2 separate regions of the Homo sapiens genome follow, and region 2 is linked to region 1. A link is a loop called in an ENCODE intact Hi-C map of the cell type or tissue named here. Cell type or tissue: sigmoid colon. All regions are shown on one strand. Each heading gives the region's core, and the rest is flanking DNA. Links, peaks and the distances in the headings are about the cores only. Region 1 has its middle 17 kb from the start of C11orf24. Region 2 overlaps LRP5 (LDL receptor related protein 5).

What was found. Peaks named below come from ENCODE experiments on the same cell type or tissue, not always from the same donor. Only the 100,000 strongest peaks of a DNase experiment are listed, where the experiment ranks them.
Region 2: a loop joins it to region 1, with 8 times the contacts of the local background. A loop is called at or near these places in 3 of 110 quality-filtered maps.

The regions. Positions count from the first base shown.
Region 1 is chr11:68,250,031-68,260,902 of GRCh38, forward strand. No RefSeq gene overlaps it. Among named protein-coding and RNA genes, the nearest start is that of C11orf24, 17 kb to the right of the region's middle. In sigmoid colon, for the core only: a CTCF peak has its summit at 7,536 (motif pointing right); a DNase peak (open chromatin) is centred at 7,561; H3K4me3 peaks cover 368 bases; H3K27ac peaks cover 510 bases.
Region 2 is chr11:68,394,039-68,404,808 of GRCh38, forward strand. It overlaps LRP5 (LDL receptor related protein 5), which reads left to right. Exons shown (of 23, transcript NM_002335.4): 8 at 9,445-9,661. Among named protein-coding and RNA genes, the nearest start is that of PPP6R3, 61 kb to the right of the region's middle. RefSeq lists an enhancer at 2,995-3,494. In sigmoid colon, for the core only: no CTCF peak of the experiment used is centred there; DNase peaks (open chromatin) are centred at 5,267, 5,623 and 6,093; H3K27ac peaks cover 1,046 bases.

The sequences.
Region 1 (10,872 bases), core at 2,873-10,872:
CTAACTGATAACATGCAGTTATGGATTTCTTTGTTCCTTCTTTTTTTTTTTTTTTTTTGAGATGGAATTTCGCTCTTGTTGCCCAGGCTGGAGTGCAGTGGCGTGATCTCAGTTCATTGCAACCTCTGCCTCCCAGGTTCAAGTGATTCTCCTGCCTCAGCCTCCCAAGTAGCTGGGATTACAGGCATGCGCCACCATGCCAGGCTAATTTTGTATTTTTAGTAGAGACGGGGTTTCTCCATGTTGGTCAGGCCAGTCTCGAACTCCCGACCTCAGGTGATCCACCCGCCTTGGCCTCCCAAAGTGCTGGGATTACAGGTGTGAGCCACCACGCTCGGCCTCTTTGTTCCTTCTTTACTCCCACTGCTTCACTTGGACTAGAAAAAGAAGAAAAAGAAAAAAATCAATGTGTATTAGGGTTCTCCAAAAAACAGAAGCAAAGATAGATAGAAACATACATACATACAGATAGATACAAAGATAGATAGATGGCTACATACATACATATATACAGATAGATACATACGCAGACACATGATAGGTAGATAGATAGATAGATAGATAGATAGATAGATAGATAGATAATAGATTGACTATGGGAATTCACTGACATGATTATGGAAGACGAGAAGTTCCACAATGTGCTGTCTGCAAACTGGGGAATGAGGGAAGTTGTGATCTAATTCATTCTGAGTTCAAAGGCCTGAATCAGGGAAGCCAATAGCGTAACTCACTAAGGCCAAAGGCCTGAGAAATTGGGAAACTGGTATAAGTCCCAGAGTCTGAAGGCCTGAGAACCTGGAATTCTGATGTCCAAAGCAAGAGAAGACAGATGTCCCAGCTCCAGAAGAGTGAATTCACCATTCCTCTGCCTTTTTGTTCTATATGGGCCTAAACAAGTTGCATGGTGTCTGATATGGTTTGGCTGTGTCCCCACCCAAATCTCATCTTGAACTGTAGTTCCCATAATACCCACATGTCATGGGAGGGACCATATGGAGATAATTGGATCATGGGGGTGGTACCCCCATCCTGTTCTCATCATAGTGAGTTAGTTCTTATGAGATCTGATGGTTTTATAAGGGGCTTCTCCCTTCGCTGGACTCTCATTCTTCTCCTGCTGCTGCCAAGTGAAGAAGGATGTATTTGCTTCCCCTGACCCATAATGGTAAGTTTCCTGAGGCTTCCCCAGCAATGCTGAACTGTGAGTCAATTAAGCCTCTTTCCTTTATAAATTACCCAGTCTCAGGTATGTCTTTATTAGCAGTGTGAGAACGGACTAATACAGTGCCTGCCCACATTGGATGTGGACAGATCTTCCTCATTCAGTCCGGTGATTCAGATGCCAACCTCCAGAAGCACCCTCACAGACACACCGAGAAATAACACTTTCCCAGCTATCTGGATATCCCTTAACTCAGTCAAGTTGACAGCTAAAATTAACCATTAAATAATGAAATCAAAGTTGAAAAAAAAATCAACAGAATGGACAAATCTTTAGCTAAACTAACCAAAAAAAAAGCTCAGATTACTAAAATCAGAAGTGAAAGGACAAACATTGGATGATTCCACTTCTATCACTCCACTCTATCTAGAATAGGCAAATTTATGAAGACAGAAAGTAGAATAAAGATTACCAGGAGCTGGGGGTGGAGGAAGCAGAGAGTTATTGCTTAATGGGTAGAGAGCTTCTGTTTGGGATGGTGGAAAAAGTACTGGTTATACAATTAAATACTGTGAATGTATTTAATGCCACTGAATTGTACACTTAAAATGGTAAAAATGGTAAATTTTATCTGATGTATATTTTATCACACTAATAATTTTAAAAGATTATAAAGTCTGTCTTGCTTAGTGACTCTCTGCCTTGCTGGCTTTGAAGAAGCAAGCTGCCCTGTCACGAGCGGCCTATGGAGTGAGCCACATGACAAGGAAGTGGGTGCAGCCTCCAGCCTCCAAAAGCCAGTGAGAAGCTGAAGCCCTCAGTCTGCAGTCCTGCAAGGAACTGAATGCTACCAACAACCATGTGAGCGTAGAAGCAGATCCTTCCCCAGGTGAGCCTCAGATGAGACTGCAGCCCTTGCTGACACCTTGATTAAAGCTCTGTGAGACCCTGAATTGGAAGACCCAGCTAAGCCTCGCTCAGATTCCTGGCTCACAGAAACTGAGGTGATAAATGTGGGCTGGTTTTTTTGTTTTGTTTTTGATATGGAGTCTCGCTCTGTTGCCCAGGCTGGAGTGCAGGGGCACAATCTTGGTTCACCGCAACCTCCACCTCCTGGGATCAAGCAATTCTCCTGCCTCAGCCTCCCTAGCAGCTGGGGCTACAGGCCCGTGCCACCATGCCTGGCTAATGTTTTTTGTATTTTTAGTAGAGACAGGGTTTCACTGTGTTAGCCAGGATGGTCTCAATCTCCTGACCTTGTGATCCGCCTGCCTCGGCCTCCCAAAGTGCTGGGACTACAGGTGTGAGCCACCACGCCCAGCTGTGGGCTGTTTTTTGAATGGCTAAATTTGTGGTAATATTGTACTGCAATAGGTAACTAATGCAAGCAGTATTGTACGGTACTATCAGCAACTTTTCTTTTTCTTTGCTCAATAGTATGTCTTGGAAAACTACTAATTTTTTTTTTTTGGAGATGGAGTCTTGCTCTGTCACCCAGGCTGGAGTGCAGTGGCGTGATCCCAGCTCACTGCAAGCTCTGCCTCCCGGGTTCATGCCATTCTCCTGCCTCAGCCTCCCAAGTAGCTGGGACTACAGGTGCCCACAACCATGCCCGGCTAATTTTTGTATTTTTAGTAGAGACGAAGTTTTGCCATGTTAGCTAGGCTGGTCTTCAACTCCCGACCTCAGGTGATCCACCCACCTCGGCCTCCCAAAGTGCTGGGATTATAGGCGTGAGCCACCGTGCCTGGCTGAAAACTACTAATTCTGTTACATGGAGCTCTAGCTCATTCCTCTGAACTGTTGTTCAGTACTTTGTATAAGCACCATTGAAGATGATTTGGAGCTTTAAAATGTTTTGCCATCACAAATAATGTGGCCCATGATGTTCTCCTTAGTGCCTCCATGTGTGCTTTCATAAGGAAGAAACCAAGATGTGTGATTGCATCTTTAGTCTTTTTGTTTTGTTTTGTTTTTAATTGAGACGGAGTCTTGTTCTGTCACCCAGGCTGGAGTGCAGTGGTGTGATCTCGGCTCACTACAAGCTCCACCTCCCGGATTCAAGTGATGCTTGTGCCTCACCCTCCAGAGTAGCTGGGACTATAGATGCCTGCTACCATGCACGGCTAAATTTTTTTGTGTTTTTAGTAGAGATGGGGTTTCACCATGTTGGCCAGGCTGGTCTCAAACTACTGACCTCAGGTGATCCGCCCACCTCGGCCTCCCAAAGTGCTGGGATTACAGGTGTGAGCCACCGCACCCGGCTGCATCTTTAGCTTTAATGCCACTGCCAATTGCCCTGCAGAGTGAAGCTCCCGAGTGGGGCCTTAGAGCGCCATTTTTCCTGTCCCTGTTGACTGCCTGTCACTGTCACCATCTGATTTCCCCACTGTAACTCCTGGAAGGCAGGAAGCATTTCCTTTGCATCTTTGTGTCCCAGAGCTCAGCCCAGGGCCTGGCACAGATCCCAAGCTATGCACATCCTTCCTTCTCTGTCCACATCCTCCCCTTTTTTTTGAGACAGGGTCTTCTCTGTCACCCAGGCTAGAGTGCAGTGGTGGGATCATAGCTCACTGCAGCCTCAACCTGCTGGGCTCAAGCCATCCTCCTGCCTTATCCTCCCGAGGAACTGGGAGTACAGGCATGTGCCACCATGCCTGGCTAGTTTTTATTTTTTGTAGGGATGGGGTCTTGCTATGTTGCCCAGGCTGGTCTTGAATTCCTGGGCTTGAACTAACCTCTGCCTCGCCTCCAAAGTGCTAGGATTACAGGCTGAGCCACTGCGCCTGGCCCACAACCCTTTCTGAACAGCTGGGCTGTGACAGCCCACTAGGGACAGCCTTGTGGCTACAGTGGACTGGATCACAGAGGACCTGGGCGTTGGACAGGCAGCTTAAATGGGCTGCTGTTGGAGCCAAGGTTACAATCAGAGCCCCTTGGGGAAAGCAGAGCCTAACAGCTTCGGGAGGTAGGTCCTCTGCAGAGAGGAGCAGAGATGGGCAGAGAGCAGAGGGAAGGAGAGGAGCAGACGCACGGCCCCCAGGAGGCCCGGCTCTCATTCTGTCTTTGCAGCAAATCCCCGTCTTGGGACGGCCTGAGGTTTCTGTTCCTTGTAGCCACAGGCTCCCCAAGACAAAGAGCTGCTCCGTGTTCGTGGACCTGTTCTCTGGATCTTTCAGATGCTGAGTTGGGGGGTCTCCCAGAGATTCAGGAGAAAGGCCAGAGGCTGGGGTGGAGTCTTCCTTCTTCATGCATTTCCACGTATAGGGCCCCCGGAATCTCATGTGCTGGGCCTACCCGCCTGGCGCCACTCCGTGGTTCTCTCTGCTCACCTGACGTCTTCGTGCCTGCTGCCCTCCTGCTGTGTCCTGTCCAAGCGGGCATCTCTACAGTCAGCAAAGCGGGACCAGGCCCCTGCCGTGGGCCCTGGCTCATAAAAGACAGTGAGTTTTTCACTCTGAAGTCCAGATTGCCCAGCGGGGCTCATCTTGTGCTTCAAGTACATTCAGCGTGTGCCCGGAGCACGCAGCACTGGTGAAGTTGGGGTTCAGGAGTCAGGTGGACTGGGCCCACCCCTTACCTTGTGTGTGACCTTGGGCAAGTCACCTACCTCCCCTGTTGTCTATTTCCTCATCTGAAAGTGGGCTTAGAAATGGTTCCCGCCACGTGGGGAGGCGGTGAAGCACTCTACCAGTCCTGTGGGGACCTTCCCTGTGCTTCAGACTCACGGCCAGTGTCTGCCTGGCATCCAATAGGCATCTCTGCCTTCACAACCCACAGCAGGACTCTTGATTTCTGGGCCACCTTCTCTCCAAATCCTTCTGTACCCCCTTATCAAGAGACAGTATAGGCCGGGCACAGTGGCTCACACCTGTAATCCCAGCACTTTGGGAGGCTGAGGCGGGCAGATCACTTGTGGTCGGGAGTTTGAGGCCAGCCTGGCCAACATGGTGAAACCCTGTCTCTACTAAAAATACAAAAATTAAGGGGGCATGGTGGCAGGCGCCTGTGGTCTCAGCTACTCTGGAGGCTGAGGCAGGAGAATTGCTTGATCCCAGGAGGCAGAGGTTGCAGTGAGCCAAGATTATGACACTGCATTCTAGCCTGGGTGACAAAGTGAGACTCTGTCTCAAACAAACAAAAAAAAGAGGCAGTATGGTCTAGTGGTAAAAGCATAGAAGCTGGGGTCACCTACCAGCAATGTGACATGTGTAACGGTGGGCAGGTTCATGAATTCCCCAGGCCTTAGTTTCCCCTCTAAACGGGGGGCTGATGATGATGACATACTATCTCGCAGGGCTGTGGTGAGGATGAAATGAATTCACGTGTGAAGCACTGGGAATAAAGGTTCACCCTTTCCCTCCCCCCGAGAAACGATCCCTCCACCATTCCACCTTCTCAAACCAAAAATGCAGGGGTCACCCCGGCTCCTGCCGTGGGCACGTGGATCGTACATAAGGAAGCAGTGCACGTTCTGCTGACTCAGCCTCCAAAGTGGCCCCTAGGGTCCTCGGTTTCTGTCCATCTGTGTGAACACACCCTGGTCCAAGCCAGCCTCCTCACTCCGCGGATGACCGAGCCAGCCAGGCCTCTCTATCTGCAGCCAAAGTGATCGTGTACTTATGAGATAGAAGTTGAAACTCTTCCTCCCCTCCTCCCTCCCTTCCATTCACTTTTTCTTTTAACTTTTGGGTTTTTTGAGACGGAGTCTCACTCTATCACCCAGGCTGGAGTGCGGTGGCGCAATCTCGGCTCACTGCAACCTCCACCTCCTGGGTTCAAGAAATTCTCCTGCCTCAGCCTCCTGAGTAGCTGGGATTACAGGCACCTACCTGCCACCACACCCAGCTAATTTTTGGATTTTTAGTAGAGATGGGGTTTTGCCATGTTGGCCAGGCTGGTCTCAAACTCCTGACCTCAAATGATCCACTCAACTCGGCCTCCCAAAGTGCTGGGATGACAGGCATGAGCCACCAAGCCTGGCCTCTTTTAACTTTTGATGATGGAAATTTCTAAACACACACAAACATGGAGAGAGTGGGAAACAGACCCCCCACTTCCATGAAGCCATCAGCCATGCTGGATGGATGGCAGCCACATGTGTCTTGTGGCACGATTCTCTTGCCCCCTTCTCCTGATGTGGAAGCATTTTAAAGCACACCTCAGACAGCCTATGACTTCAGCCTCAAGCAACAGAGTCATCTTTTAAACTCTGAACTGGATAACGTGACTCCCTGTGCATTCCTGGGCTCTCCCGCTCCTCCCCCGCCGCTGTCCCCTGGGACCGGCCTGTCTCTTTCACTCTCCCCAGGGCCCTTCTCTCCTCACACTTGTGGCCTTGGATCTGTCCTGGGGGCTCCGCATTGCTGGCCTCTCTGCCTGGATCCCGCATCTCCCTGATTTTTCATCTGTGTTTTTACTGCAAATGTTTGGATTTTGTTTCCTGCTCACAGCAGGAGGCCATCGGGGATTGCTGTGCAGGGGAGTATTAGGAGCTGAGTTGTGTTTTTAAAATATCCTCCGGCTGCTGTGTGGAGGATGAGTAGGGCTGGGGCGGGGAGCAGGAAGACCATCACAGAGAATTCAACGTAGTCGAACGTAGTCCATATTCTAAAAAGTATCGGCTTGTGTCAGCCACTGCGCTGGATCTTGAAGCAAAGCTGTAGATACGGAAATTGTGGCTGAGTATGGTCGTGGTTTGTCCCAACTGACCCAGCTGGTGGGTTTTGGGACCGAGGCCCGGGGGGCTGCCTGTGAGTTCATTGCATTCTCCCTGAACTCGTGGATTCCTTCTGGTGGGAGACAGTTACAGGCGCAAATGACCTAATACCACCTAGAACAATCCATCCCATAGTGGAAGCCGAGCCCCCCTGGCCTGGAACAATCGAAGAGGGCCAGAGTTCTCTGGTGTGGGGTAACGGCAAGACTCCCTGCTGTCAGGGGAGCGGGCTAAGGGGTTTCCACCTGCAAACATGGAATGGTAGGCGCAGGGGGCCGGAGGGTGGGATGGTGTCTCTAGCCAAGGCCAGCACCAGGGCTGGTGAAATAGGCTGGGAGGGGCAGGACGTGGTGGCTCACACCTGTAATCCCAGCACTTTGGGAGGCCGAGGCAGGAGGATCACCTTGAGGTCAGGAGTTCCAGACCGGTCCGGCCAACATGGTGAAACCCCGTCTCTAGTAAAATACAAAAACTTAGCTGGGCGTAGTGGCAGGCGCCTATAATGCCAGCTACTCAGGAGGCTGAGAATCGCTTAAACCCGGGAGGCAGAGGCTGCAGTGAGCCAAGATGCACTCCAGCCTGGGCAACAAGAATGAAACTCTGTCTCAAAAAAACAAAAAACAAGAAGGCTAGGAGGGAGCCTTGCCCGCCAGGGGGAGCCCTTGGACTTCCTCTACCAAGAGATGCGGCCCTGCTCCTAGAGAAACTGGCTGGCTCGAGGCCATGCCCTGTCGAGCTCGAGGCCATGCCCTGCCGGGGCTCTCAAGGCTTTGGAGGAGCCTCTGCTCCCTACGGCCGTGGTGTGCTCAGCCACGCCCAACATTTGCAGACAGATCCGGTGTGAATGCTCAGCTCTCACGGCTTTGGAGGAGCCTCTGCTCCCTGTGGCCATCGTGTGCTCCTGAGCCACGCCCAACATTTGCAGACAGATCCAGTGTGAATGCTGTGCTGCCATTTGCTTGGTGGATGACCTCGGCCAAGCAACCTGGCCTTTCTGTGCCTTGGTTTCCTCACTGTGAAGGGACGAGAGCTCCTTTTGGGGCCAAGCCCCGAATTGGACTCTCACTTCTGTTTGGCCTTCTGGCACCTTCTGTGTGGACTCTCACCCATCAGTTAGGGACTTTGTACCTCCTGTGTGTCAGTGCTGTGCTAGGCCCCGGATGAGCCACTGCCCCTGCCGCAGGAACAGAAAGCCTGAGGGGGGCTCTGAGCTCTCTGAGCTCCCCAGGGTGGAGGAGGCACCTTCTCTGAGCCCACCCCTCACCTTCATTGTGTTCCTCACAAGGCAGGTCTCACCCACCGCACCGGGGGCTCCTGGGCCACGTCATCTCTGAATCCCCATTGGGCTGGCAAACAGTAGGTGCTCACTAGGCACCTGATAAAGTGAGTTGAATGGGACTTTGTGTAGGCCAGGATGGCACCTGGCTTATCTTGCAGTCTCGTGTCCTCCAAGGCAGGGAGAAGAAAGCCCGGAGCCCCTGGATTTGGACAGGTCTGCGACGGGGGCGCCTTGAGCTCTGTTTGGCTGGGACTCACCACAGGGGGCTGCATTGGGCCTGTAGTGCTGGGCAGAGGAGCTTGGGGCTTTCGGCAGGGACGGGTGTGGTTAGATTTGTGTTTTGACGGGTCCCTTGCCGCAGGGTGGAGAACGGATGAGCCAGGCTGTCTGGGAGCAGAGTGGGCAGGCAGTTGGTGGTGGGCCCAAGGCCGGGCAGCAGCTGGGGTCAGGACAGGGGAAGCGGCCGGAGTACTGAAACCTTTAGGATGGCCAGTTGGACTCAGGGGGAAGCACAGGTTTCTAAATCTGTTAGCCCACGTGGGGATGCCATTAGGTACAGGGAGGACCCCTGGGGCCAAACACACTCCTGGGGGCCGATGCTGAGGTTGGCCTTGGATGCTGAGTTTGAGGCACCTGTGGTCCAGGAGGAACGCCATCCAAGAGAGAACAATGGCAGGGGGTTTGGAATAGGACCCCCAAGGATGGAGGGGGAGAGTGTGACCAATGCTCTCAGAGGATAAAAGAATTCGGAGACTGGGTGCGATGGCTCATGCCTGGAATCCCAGTGGAGGCCGAGGAGGGTGGTTCACTTGAGATCAGGAGTTTGAGAGCAGCCTGGCCAACATGGCAAAATCCCATCTCTACTAAAAATACAAAAATTAGCCAGGCATGGTGGCATGCACCTGTAATCCCAGCTACTCGGGAGGCTGAAGCAGGAGAATCGTTTGAACCCAGGAGGTAGAGGCTGCACTCAGCCGAGATCGTGTCACTGCACTCCAGCCTGGGTGACAGAGTGAGATTCTGTCAAAAAAAAATTGGGGGCCCTGGCTGGGGCAGGGGGACTGACTGGCTGACTCTGCAGATCCCTGTGGCCCACTCCCTGGATGTAGGGGTGCCAGGCAGAGGCCGTTAGTCACAAGCTGAAGGCCAGCACTGCAGGTTACTCTTCATCCTACCTCCCCAGAAAGGAACGAGGTGCCCACAGTCTATGAGAACACCCCCCAAGCCACAGCTCACACAGGCCCAGGGTTCTGGCTCTCCCAGGGGAGGCTCAATGAGCCAGGGTGGAGAGCTGACCCTTAGCAGGCTGGTCCTCGCCTGGGCCACTGGGGTGAAGTCAGGCAGAGGAAAGGGCATCCTCCACAGCTCCGATTGTCTACCCATGGTGGGCAGAGCTGCCCATTCCGGGCAGACGGTGTCTTGTCAGATTCAAGGACAATGCTGCGAGCTGGCCTAGAGCTCAAGATGGCAAGGGAGACAAGCCAGGGGCTGGAACCAACCACCTTCCCAGCCAGCGCCAGTGCCTGTAGTTAAGCATGCAGATGCGACTCCGATGTGTGATGGCCAGGAAAGGAGACAGTCAGGCACAAGCTCTGTGGAGTGTGGCTGTCAGTCCAGAAGGCCTGACTCAGGCAGTGAAGGCTGGGAGAGGGGAAGGGGCCAGCAGGACGTGACAATGAGAAAGAAAAGGCTGGGGAAGCCGGGGTGCAGTGAGGGAGAAGACAGGAGGAGAGGACTGGGGGGCAGCTTCTGACCCATTCTCCCCACTCCATATTTTCCCAGCCTCGGCTTTGAAGTTACTTCAAATGGTTTGGGAGTTACCGTCTTAGCCTTTTATCCCAGGCCCTTTGACATCCTTTTTGGAGATGAACTTAAATAAGAAGCTGGCCACCCAAACCTAGCCCAGGGAGATCTTGGTGAGTGGGAGACAGGAGATTCCGGACAAAGATCAGCTCTGCCTCAGCGCCAGGTGGTTGAGAAGCCACAGCCAACTCCACAACCACTTTTGGGTGGGGCCCCATGCTGCCATGTTTACAGCAGATGCTGCTCTGTCTCTCCCCATTTCCCAGAGGAAGAAGCCGAGCTCCAGAACACTCTATAGCTTGCTCCAGGTCTCAGCAGCCGCAGACCTGGCCTGAGAACATGGCCTTACAAGATGCCCTGGCCACGTGTGGCCCATCAGCTCTTGCTGCCTTGGGCAGGTGGGCAGATGAAGGACCAAAGGCCAAGCTCAGGCTGGGCAGGTGGCAAAGGAACCTAGTTAAACAAACAGCTGGGACTCTAGGACCAGGGCTCAATCCTGACTCTGGGCCTCCAGGAGTGACTTTGCTCTGTGCCTCAGTGGTCCCGTCTTCAAAATGGAGATTGTGATGCTGATCTCCTGGGGCTGAGGCAATGCAGCAGGTCACACATGTGCAGCAGGTTACACACACACAGTGGGTTGCACTCACGCAGCAAGTTACACACGCACAGCACATTACACACGCACAGATCACACACACGCAGCGGGTCACACACAGGTTACACACAGTAGGTTACACTCACACAGCAGGTCATACACAGCAGGTTACACTCACACAGCAAGTCACATTCACACAGCACAGGGACAGGGCAGGCATGTAACAAGCACAGAGCAAGTGCTGGCTGGATGTTCAGGATGGGAGCCTGGAATCCAGGGGAACTGGCCTAAGGAGCAGGCTCCGGGGTCGA
Region 2 (10,770 bases), core at 2,771-10,770, 140 kb after region 1:
AGCCGACCAAGCTCCAATCCTTACCGCCTCCTAGTGTTGTGGATGTAGCCCAGGGTGCTCCCACATTTTTCAGATGAGAACACCGAAGCTCAAAACAGGAGCGTTTTGTCCACATTGGATACACGATGTCTGTGGTTTGGTCCTGAAGTCACTTTATATCTCAGTGGTCCAGACTGGAGTAGGACAGGGGGTTCTGGGGAATGGGGAAGGTGTCTCAGGTGAAAGGAAGGAATTCCAGATTCTCCATACTGTCCTTGGGAAGTTAGAAGACTCAGAGGGTCTGGCAAAGTCAGACAAAGCAAGAGAAATGCAGTCAGGAGGAAGCGGAGCTGTCCAGGAACAGGGGGGTCGCAGGAGCTCACCCCCAGGAACTACACTTGCTGGGGCCTTCGTGTCACAATGACGTGAGCACTGCGTGTTGATTACCCACTTTTTTTTTTTTTTTGAGGTGGAGTCTCGCTCTCTTGCCCAGTCTGGAGTGCAGTGGCACGATCTCGGCTCACTGCAAGCTCTGCCTCCCGGGTTCATGCCATTCTCCTGCCTCAGCCTCCCGCGTAGCTGGGACTACAGGCGCCTGCCACCGCGCCCGGCTAATTTTTGTATTTTTAGTAGAGATGGGATTTCACTACATTAGCCAGGATGGTCTCGATCTCCTGACCTCATGATCCGCCCGTCTCGGCCTCCCAAAGTGCTGGGATTACAGGCGTGAGCCACCGCGCCCGGCCCGATTTCCCACTTTAAGAATCTGTCTGTACATCCTCAAAGCCCTATACACAGTGCTGGGTTGCTATAGGGAATATGAGGCTTACAGGCCATGGTGCTGGACACACAGAAGGGACGGAGGTCAGGAGGTAGAAGGGCGGAGAGAGGGAACAGGCGGAGGTCACATCCTTGGCTTTCAAAATGGGCCAGGGAGAGACACCCTCTGAGCATGGTAGGACAGGAAAGCAAGATTGGAACACATTGAGAGCAACCGAGGTGGCTGGGCGTGGTGGCTTACGCCTGTAATCCCAACACTTTGGAAAGCTGAGGTGGGTGGATTGCTTGAGGCCAGGAGTTCAAGACCAGCCTGGCCAACATGGTGAGACCCCGTCTCTACTAAATATACAAAAATTAGCCAGGCGTGATGGTGCATACCTGTAATCCCAGCTGCTTGGGAGGCTGAGGCAGGAGAATTGCTTAAACCTGGGAGGCGGAGGTTGCAGTGAGCCGAGATCCCGCCACTGCACTCCAGCCTGGGCCACAGAGTGAGACTCCATCTCAAAAAAAAAAAAAAAAAAGATAAAAAGACCAACCGAGGAATTGAAGTGGGGGGGCGTCACAGTAGCAGAAGGGGGATCGTGGAGCAGGCCACCCTGTGGTCATGCACTGGAAGCTCATTACCTGACGATTTGGAGCTCATCACTGGGGGCCTAAGGAGAATAGATACTGAAGGATGAGGAGTGATGGCGCAGGGCACGGGTGTCTTTGGTGGCCAGAACTTGGGGACTGCTGGGGTGCCTCACTGCAGGCCTTCTCAGCGCCCTTTATATGCTTACACAGGCTGTTTCTAAGAGGGGGATACATTGCATAAGCGTTTTCAGACTACCTCATCATGGGTCCCTTTCTTTACCCTCTGTGGCCCTGGTGGCGCACTCTCTGGGAAGGTGCAGGTGGATGCCCAGACCCGCCCTGCCATCCACCTGCACGTCCAGAGCTGACTTAGCCTCGAGATTGCTGCTGGCACCTCCTGCCCCGGGACACCTCGGATGTGCCCGTGGAGATGCTGGCTCTGTGTTTTCTGCTGGAGTTTGGTGCGTCTTTTCCTCCTGCAAGTGGCCACCGCTCTTGGGTATGTCCTCAGGCTTCTGCGAGTCATGGCTGCTTCTCAGGTCCTTGCCCAGCGCCAGGAGCAAACCCTCCTGGCACTTTGTTCAGGGGTGGATGCGCCAGTGTTCCTGCTGTGGACCCCCATCTCACATGAGGGTCTTGGGCCTGCAGGCTCGTTCAGGAAACACCCGCTGAGTACGCAGTGTGTGCCAGCTGTGTCCCAGGCAATGGCGGGGACAGTGGCTGCTGCTGGGGTTGTGGTGGCTTCTGGGGACTCTGGGGACAGCTGAGGTGCAAGGAGCCACGGCTCCTTGAGGATGCAGTTGGACTCCAGGTGGAAGGGATGGTTGGGGGAGGTATAAATGGGGTCAGGGAGGAGACACATTTGGAACAATGGGAACATTTTTAAGATGCTATGTCGGGAGGCAACAAGGTGGCCAACCCAGGTGCTGAGGAGCCCACACCAGCCCTGGACGTGTTTTGCCGCTCACCTTTGCTGGGGAGTGGTGGGAGAGAGGATTCCGTTCCACGTGGTGGTGTGCGCAGCTGGGCTGTGTGGAGCTGGGCGCTAGGAGGAAGGTGCTTTCTGCGGGGCTAGCCGGGCTCTGCCTTTGAACACAATCAGGCTCCAGGTTTTCAGCATCCAGTGCATGAGAGGACTTCACGGGCAGCTGTGGCTGATCCCTTGATGAATTGGGAGAAGAACAAAGGTCTATGAAATGAGGTTTCATGTAGATGGCATTAGAGACGCCCACAACAGATTTACAGAGTGGAGCGGAGACGGCGGATGGGTCTGGGAGGCCCCTCCTGCTGGCCTTGACTGTGACAGCTGTCCTGGGAATCAGCTTCCAGGCCGCCCCAGCAGCCTGACTGACACACACAGGGTTTTAGCCCCATCCTGCGACCAGCTGTTGCCATCATCAGTGACAGCTGGGAGTGGCGGTGGTTCCAGCCCTGGGCACCCTCCCCACCTGCTGGGGCCCACCCAGGGCAGTCCTGACACCTACAGGTTGCTTGGAGCCGCATCCGAGTCCTGCCCCACCACGTGTGAAGCCCGAGTGGTCGTGGGCTGAGGTCCCCTGATTGCATCCCCACTTCCCTTCTGCTTCACATAGCTGCCTCTTCTCACCGTTTTTCCAGCCTCCTGGGCTAGGAATTCCAGTGTTGTGCTGGCTTTGCCCCAGGACACCTCCTTAGCCCTCTTCCTGAGTCTAGAGCCCCGGGGGTTGGAAGTTCTGGCCCCTGGGACACCTGCAGCCACACTCAGCTTCTCCTGTGAGCCTCCAGCATGTCCCCTCAGGACCAAGCCCTCACGTTCTTGCCTCCCCGCCCACCTGGGCTCAGCCAGGGGAAGGCCTGGCTGGGAGCGTCTCCCCTCTGCCCTGCCCTTCTCCCCTCTACCCTGCCCTTCTCTCCTCTGCCCCGCCATGGCTTTTATATCCTGTGCCACAAGACATGGCTGTGTGTGAAAGTGGCAGGGTCTGGCATCTCTGTGGGTCTCTGAGGCCCACGCTCCAGTGCCACTCTTCCCACCCGCTGGCCGTGCCCTCATGCTGGAGGGACAGCCCAGCCCTCTCCCGAACCCCAGCCCCATGTGCCCAGCTGCCCCCGGCCCTCTCCCCTGGAAGCCGGGGTCACTCCAGCCGTATGCCATGGTGGGGACATCCTGCTTCCTTGGCCTTCCAGGGAAGGTCCTCTTTCCAAATGGCGACACCTGGTCCCTGCCTGGAGGCTGGAAGCTGTGGCCCTTGTATGCCCCTCCAGGGTCTGTGCGCTCGGTTGGCCCGAGTTCCCATCACCGTCGTCATCATCACCATCATCATTGTCATTTCGCTTGTCTGTGAGCCGGCCTGGTCTCCCAGAGCAGAGACCCTCTGAGGTCCAGCCTGAGTTGGGGTCTCCGTGCTGACCCCTGACGGGGACTCAGGACGTACCAGGTCTGGGTCAGGAGTGACCCCCAAACCTCGTGCCCTTTGACAGGCACCCCTGACTTTTGCTAAGTGGGTGGAGGTGACATCACTTACAGCGGGAGTGATGGGACAGGGTCTGTTGGCTGCACTGTGCTCCCAGGGATCTGGGGAGAGGCTATATCCCTGGGCTTTGGCACTGCAGAGCTGTGTGTGTTTGTGTGTGTGTGTGTGTGTGTGTGTGTGTGTGTGTGTTTGCGTGCGCGCACATGTGTATAAGATCTTTTTTTATTACATGAAGCAAGATAACTGTTGCTGTTTCCTTTTGGGTTTTGTGTTCAACAGAGTGGGGTACTTCTTCCCTCAGACAACAGAACTCTCCCCTTTAAACACGTGCTGTCAGAGGGTGGGTCTTGGGCTCATGTCTGTTTGCACAGCCGAGTCAGAGGAAACACAGGGTTCTTCATAAAAACACTGCACAGCAGGCGACTGTCCAGAGTCAGCCTGCAGGACGGCAGCAGCCCTGCCCCTCAGAGCACAGCTAGGGTGGGCTGCTTTGGGATCTCCCGTCATTCCCTCCCAGCTGGCAGCCGGCGGCCGGCCCATTCCTTGGTGTGCTGGTCAGGGGGGCGTGCGCCTGCTCTGCTCACCCTGGGAATGGGACAGAAGCTGGCAGCTCGGAGAGGACAGGGCTGGACCCTTGGGTGGCCTCTGGCTGGACCATCTCATTGTCCTCAGACACAGCCTCTCGGGTCTAGTTTCATTTCCTGAAAAACAAGTGCACAGAACTAGAGCAGGAGTCGAGAGCTACGGCCCCCGGGCCAGATCCAGCCCTGCCACCTGTTTTCACACCATGCTCAAGCTGAGTGGGTTTTACATTTTTTAATTACTTGAAAAAAAAAAAGCCAAAGGAGGTTTCATGACCCATGAAAATTATATGGAATTCAAAAAAAAAAAATTATATGGAATTCAAATTTCAGTGTCCATAAATAATTTCTTGAGACAGGGTCTCGCTCTGTCACCCAGGCTGGAGTGCAGTGCTATGGCATGGCTCGCTGTACCCTTGACCTCCCAGGCTCAAGCGATCCTCCTGTCTCAGCCTCCTGAGTAGCGGGGACTACGGGTGTGTGCCACCAAGCCCGGCTAATTTTTTTTTAATTTTAGTAAAGACAGGGTCTTTCTATGTTGCCCAGGCTTTTCTGGAACTCCATCTTGGCCTCCCAAAGTGCTGGGATTACAGGCTCGAGCCACGGAGCCCAGCCTGTTTTTGTTTTTTCACTGATAAAGTTTTGCCGGGTGTGGTAGTGTGTGCCTCTAGCGATTTGGGAGGCTGAGGTGGGAGGATCGCTTAAGCCCAGGAGTTTGAGGCTGGGCTCAAGTGATCAGGAGGTGAACTATGATCATGTCATTGCATTCCAGCCTGGGTGACAGAGCAAGAACCTATCTCTTAAAAATATATATTTAAAAAGTATTGGGTGTGGTGGCTCACGCCTGTGGTCCCAGCTACTTAGGCATCTGAGGTGGGAGGATGGCTTGAGCCCAGGAGTTTGAGGTTGCAGCGAGCCAAGATCGTGTCACTACACTCTAGCCTGGGTGACAGAGCCCAGACCCTGCCTCTTTAAAAAAAAAAACCAAAAAACATGTATTGGAACACAGCCATGCCTGTTCAGTCACGTGCTCTCCATGCTGCTTTCTGCTCCAGAGACCCTTATGGCCTGAAAGCTGAAAATATTTTCTATCCTTTACAAAAAAGTTTGCTGACCTCTGTCCTGGAAAATTCATCTCCCAAGTTCTCTTCCGGCACTGGCGTTCCTGGGTGTCCTAAATTTGGCCCCTGTTATTTCTGAACTCTGTTTTGGCTCTGTTCCCTCCCAGGAGCCAGGACAGGCACGTTCTCTGCATCTTGTCCCCTGACGCCCAGAGGCTTGGCTCGGCTCAGGCATTCTTGGAAATATCTGGCTCCAGGAAAGGCAGAGGCCTCCTGAGTCGGCCCAGAGGGAACCTGCCCCAGGTCTGGGGGAGGCCTGACCCAGCAGAGTGGCTTTTGCCGATGGGTTGGGCCGGTCAAGATGTGCTGAAAGTTGTCCTCAGAAGGCCACTTTGGGATTCCTTCCTCCAGTATTAGAGCAACTGAGAGCTGCTCATTGCAAGCCTGATGTTTTCCCAGTTGGCCGGGTCCACCGGGTGCCCTGGGATTCTGCGATCTGGGTGGAAAGTAGGGGGCTTGGGGGAGTGTCCTGGGTTCTGGAATCCAGGTGGCAAGTGGTGAGGTTCAGGGAGTGGCTTCTGAGCCACCATAGGGGTCTCTGTGGGAGGCTCTGCCCATCCAGGAGATTCCGCAGGCCCTGCCGGCCCAGAGCCAGCGTCTTGCGCTTGCCGAGGCTACAGCCAGCCCCAGCCGGGTGGAACAGCCCGTCGCCTCCTCTCACTTTGTTTTGGGGCCACCTGGGAGTGTGGAGCAAGGGTAGAGAGGGAGGAAGTGGCTGCCGGCCGCTGCCCAGCACCCTTGTTTGCCTTGGGCCCTCTGTGGGCTCCTTTTTATTGCTCTTCAATGAAGCCAGGGAAATGGACTTCCTTGCCTCACTTCAGTTCAACATGTCTGGAAGTTTGGTATTAAAATTAAGAAAGTGTGGAAATAGAGCAAGAAGAGAAAAATCTCTCCAAGAGATAATAGTGACCTCTGAGCTGGGCGCGGTGGCTCACGCCTGTAAATCCCAGTACTTTGGGAGGCTGAGGCGGGCAGATCACCTGAGGTCGGGAGTTTGTGACCGGCCTGACCAAGATGGAGAAACCCCGTCTCTACTAAAAATAAATAAATAAATAAATAAATACAAAATTAGCCAGGCATGGTGGCGCCTGCCTATAATCCCAGCTAAGGCAGGAGAATCGCTTGAACCTGGGAGGCAAAGGTTGCAGTGAGCCAAGATCACGCCATTGCACTCTAGTCTGGGCAACAAGAGTGAAACTCCGTCTCAAAAAAAATAAATAAATAAAAAATAAAAATAATGACCTCTGGCCAGGTGTGGCAGCTCATACCCGTAATCCCAGCACTTTGGAAGGAAGGCCGAGATGGGCAGATTGCTTTAGCACAGGAGTTTGAGACCAGCCTGGCCAACATGGTGGAACCCCATCTCTACAAAAATAGAATAAAATTTAAGAGGTAATAGTGACCTTTTGGTAGATCGAAACCTGGATTGCTTTCTTTTTCTAAATGCTGATTCTTTTCTTTGTGGTGTTTGTGTTCTGTGCCGATGTCCCTCCCCCAGCCCTGTTATTGTGAGTGGAAGAAGGGGAAAGGGTTCGCCCGCTACTGTGAGCCCCTCCTCTCACGCTGGGTGTCCTTGGAGAAGCCTGCACTTCTTCATTGTACGCCAGGGCTGGGTCCCTCCCTGGAGTGGTTCTGTGCTGCTGGGATGGGGCCAACCCCTCAGATGTTTTCTGAGTGTCACACACAGGTGTGTGCATTCATGGCCTTTGCGTGTCTTCCTGTTGTGGAGGCAAAAATGTGAAGAACCCTAGATGATTTTGGGACCAGGGCTCCATCACCTGCTGTTCATTGCACACCGGAGCATCCAGGCATGGGTGGAGAGCTCAGACTTCCAGGCACGGTCGCAGGGGCTGGTCTAACCATGTTCCCGCCCGCCTGCTCATCAGAACCGCCTGTTGGGAGCTGTTATCATGATACCATACCTGGGCCCTGGGCTATCCGATTCTGACTTAATTGCTCCAGGTTGGGGCCAGGCCGTTGTTTGCTGTTTTGTTGTTTCTTCTGTGACGTTAGCCACTGGGCTAATCTGAGCCCCTCAGTTACAGGTGGAGAAACTGAGACCCATGGGGGTGCAAGGACTTGCCGAGGACCCAGAGCCCCTTGGGGGCAGAGCTGAGGCGGGGCCTGGCTTTGGGTCCCAGAGCTTCCAGTCCCCTTCCCGCTCTCCTAACAGCTTTTTTTTTTGAGACAAGATCTCACCCTGTCACCCAGGCTGGAGTGCAATGGCATGATCTCGGCTCACTGCAATCTTCGCTAGCTGCGTTCCAGCGATTCTCCTGCCTCAGCCTCCCGAGCAGCTGGGATTACAGGTGTGTGCCGCCATGCCCAGCTCGTTTTTTTTTGTACTTTTAGTAGAGATAGGGTTTCACCATGTTGGCCAGGCTGATCTCGAACTCCTGACCTCAAATGATCCGCCTGCCTCGGCCTCCCAAAGTGCTAGGATTACAGGCTGGGATCACACTGTGCCTGGCCCTAGCAGCTTTGTCCTGTGCCATCCAACAACAGATGACCGAAGTCTTTGTTTCTTAACATGCATTCCATCTGCCTTACAGTTTTGCCACCTGCAAAACAGAGGACTTGTCGCTTTTCTGGTAAGCTGGAAATGTAATCTGGTAGCAGGAGGCCTGTGGAAGCTTGCCTTTAATGGCCTTGTGTCTCTTTCATCCTGTCCTGAGAGCCGGAGAACTTGGATGTTGCGCCTAACTCAACCTTCCTGTTAACATACAGTTCTGCAGGCTCATGGATCATCAGAACCACGTCCTATCTCACGCGGCTGTATGCTTCCGTTGGTTCAGGTGTTTTTACCTTGACAGTATTTTCTCCTCGGTGGCTTTTGCGGTGGTTGCTTTTAATCAGCATTGACTCTTCAAGAAAAATATTTAGCTGCTACATCTCAGAGGAGACAGGGTGGAAAGCATCTGAGACCTGCAGGCTCAGACTTAGAACCAGAAGTGCCCTCAGAGTTCATCCGGCCCTGACCCAGCGGGAAATGAGTTCACAGAGAAGCGGGAGAACTTTGCCCCAGGCCCTGCCGTTGCTCATAACTGCCCCAGGTCCTTACATTTGCTCCAGGTCCTGCCCCAGGCCCTGCAGTTGCTCATAACTGCCCCAGGTCCTTATATTTGCTCCAGGTCCTGCCCCAGGTCCTGCAGTTGCTCTGTGTGGTGGGTGTGATCTGGAGCCCTCCGCCCATTGCTGCACCTGGGGCAGGCATTGCTAATTGATCCCAGGACTCCTTCCTGCGGAGCACGCCCTGGTTCTCCAGGCAGCCGCTGCCTGTCAGCCTGCAGTGGTTCGGGAGAGGACACCTGCTTGCCTGGTCTGTTCCAAATCTTGCTTCTCATCCCAGCACAGGTAGGGGGTGCTATGGGAAAGGGATCCTCAGCTGGCCCTGTCACTGCTCTATCAGCTGGGGACGTGGCATCCTAGTGAAAACATCATGGCCGGGCGCGGTGGCTCACGCCTGGAATCCCAGCACTTTGGGAGGCTGAGGAGGGTGGATCACTTGAGGTCAGAAGTTCGAGACCAGCCTGGTCAACATGGTGAAACCCATCTCTACTAAAAATACAAAAATTCGCCAGGTGTGGTGGCGGGTACCTGTAATCCGAGCTACTCGGGAGGCTGAGGCAGGAGAATCGCTTGAACCTGGGAGGTGGAGCTTGCAGTGAGCCGAGATCTTGCCACTGCACTCCAGCCTGGGCAACAGAGTGAGACGCTGTCTCAAAATCTCAAACAAACAAACAAACAAAAAACAAACAAACAAAGCGTCATTTATCCAGCACCCCTGGGGAACCATGCTACCTGGTGTTTTATGGTACCTGGCAAGGTGCAGGTAAAGTTGCGGCTCTTGGGCATTGAACCCGTCTTGTTTGGGGCAGCTCAGGCCCCAGGCAGGGTCCGGGTTGGCTCTCGTTGGTGTGGCCCTGGCCCATCCAGACCTATATTTCTGCCGTCCTGCAGGTGATCAATGTTGATGGGACGAAGAGGCGGACCCTCCTGGAGGACAAGCTCCCGCACATTTTTGGGTTCACGCTGCTGGGGGACTTCATCTACTGGACTGACTGGCAGCGCCGCAGCATCGAGCGGGTGCACAAGGTCAAGGCCAGCCGGGACGTCATCATTGACCAGCTGCCCGACCTGATGGGGCTCAAAGCTGTGAATGTGGCCAAGGTCGTCGGTGAGTCCGGGGGGTCCCAAGCCATGGCTCAGCCATGCAGACTTGCATGAGGAGGAAGTGACGGGTCCATGCCTGGGCATAAGTGTTGAGCTCAGGTGCCCCGACCTGGGGAAGGGCAGGACAGGAAAGGTGACAGTATCTGGCCAAGGACAGATGGGAAGGGACCAAGGGAGCTGATTAGGGAGTGGTTATGGACTAGGAATGTCGGTAACAATGGTTAGAAAGTGACTAACATTTGTTGAGCACCTGCTGTGTGCCCGGCCCTGGCCGGGAGCCTTCGTGCCCACAGTGACCCCGTCTGCAAATGTAGTTCCTTGCCCTACTCGCACTGGGGAGCAGGACGCAGAGCCGTGCAACTCACAGGTGCCAAGCTCAGGACTCCCTCCTGGGTCTGCCTGGGCTGGGCTGTGCTTGTTGCCCCTGTGGCCCACGCATGTGCACCTTCCACCTGAAAGCCAGGATCTTCAGGACGCTCCCCGAGGAGGTCGTTGTCTGGCACAATGATTTGTCTCTTCCTGAAAAGGTGACAGAGTTACACTGGAGAGAGCAGCATCCAGGTGCGGCAGGGACAGGCCTGGGGCTCGCGGGCAGGGACTCTGTGTCCTGCCGGGGTCCCACACTGCACCTGCTTGTCAGAGGCACTCAGTCAATCTTTGCTGATGAAGGATGAGAGGACAGAGGACGTGATGCTTGCTGCTGCATTGCCTGCAGTCCTGGGTGAGATGCCCGGGTTGACTCTGCTGCCCGTCGGGTGGATGTGATGTCAGATCCCCGGCTTTAAAATACGAGGGAGCTGGGAATTGAGGGAGCAGGTTGGGGCAGAAAGCACAGCCCCGTGGAAGCCTGGAGCTGAGGCAGTGTGGGCGACCCCTGGAGCAGTGAGTGCTTCCTTCATGGCCTTCATCGCACCCTGCAGTCCTCATGTAGGGGATGCAATCCATGAATTTAGTTTTCCCAGCCTCCTTTAAAAACGCGTTCATGCTGGGGCCGGGGCAGTGCAGTGGCTCACATCTGAAATCCCACCACTTTGGGAGGCCGAGGCGGGTGGATCATGAGGTCAGGAGATCGAGACCATCCTGGCTAACAAGGTGAAACCCCGTCTCTACTAA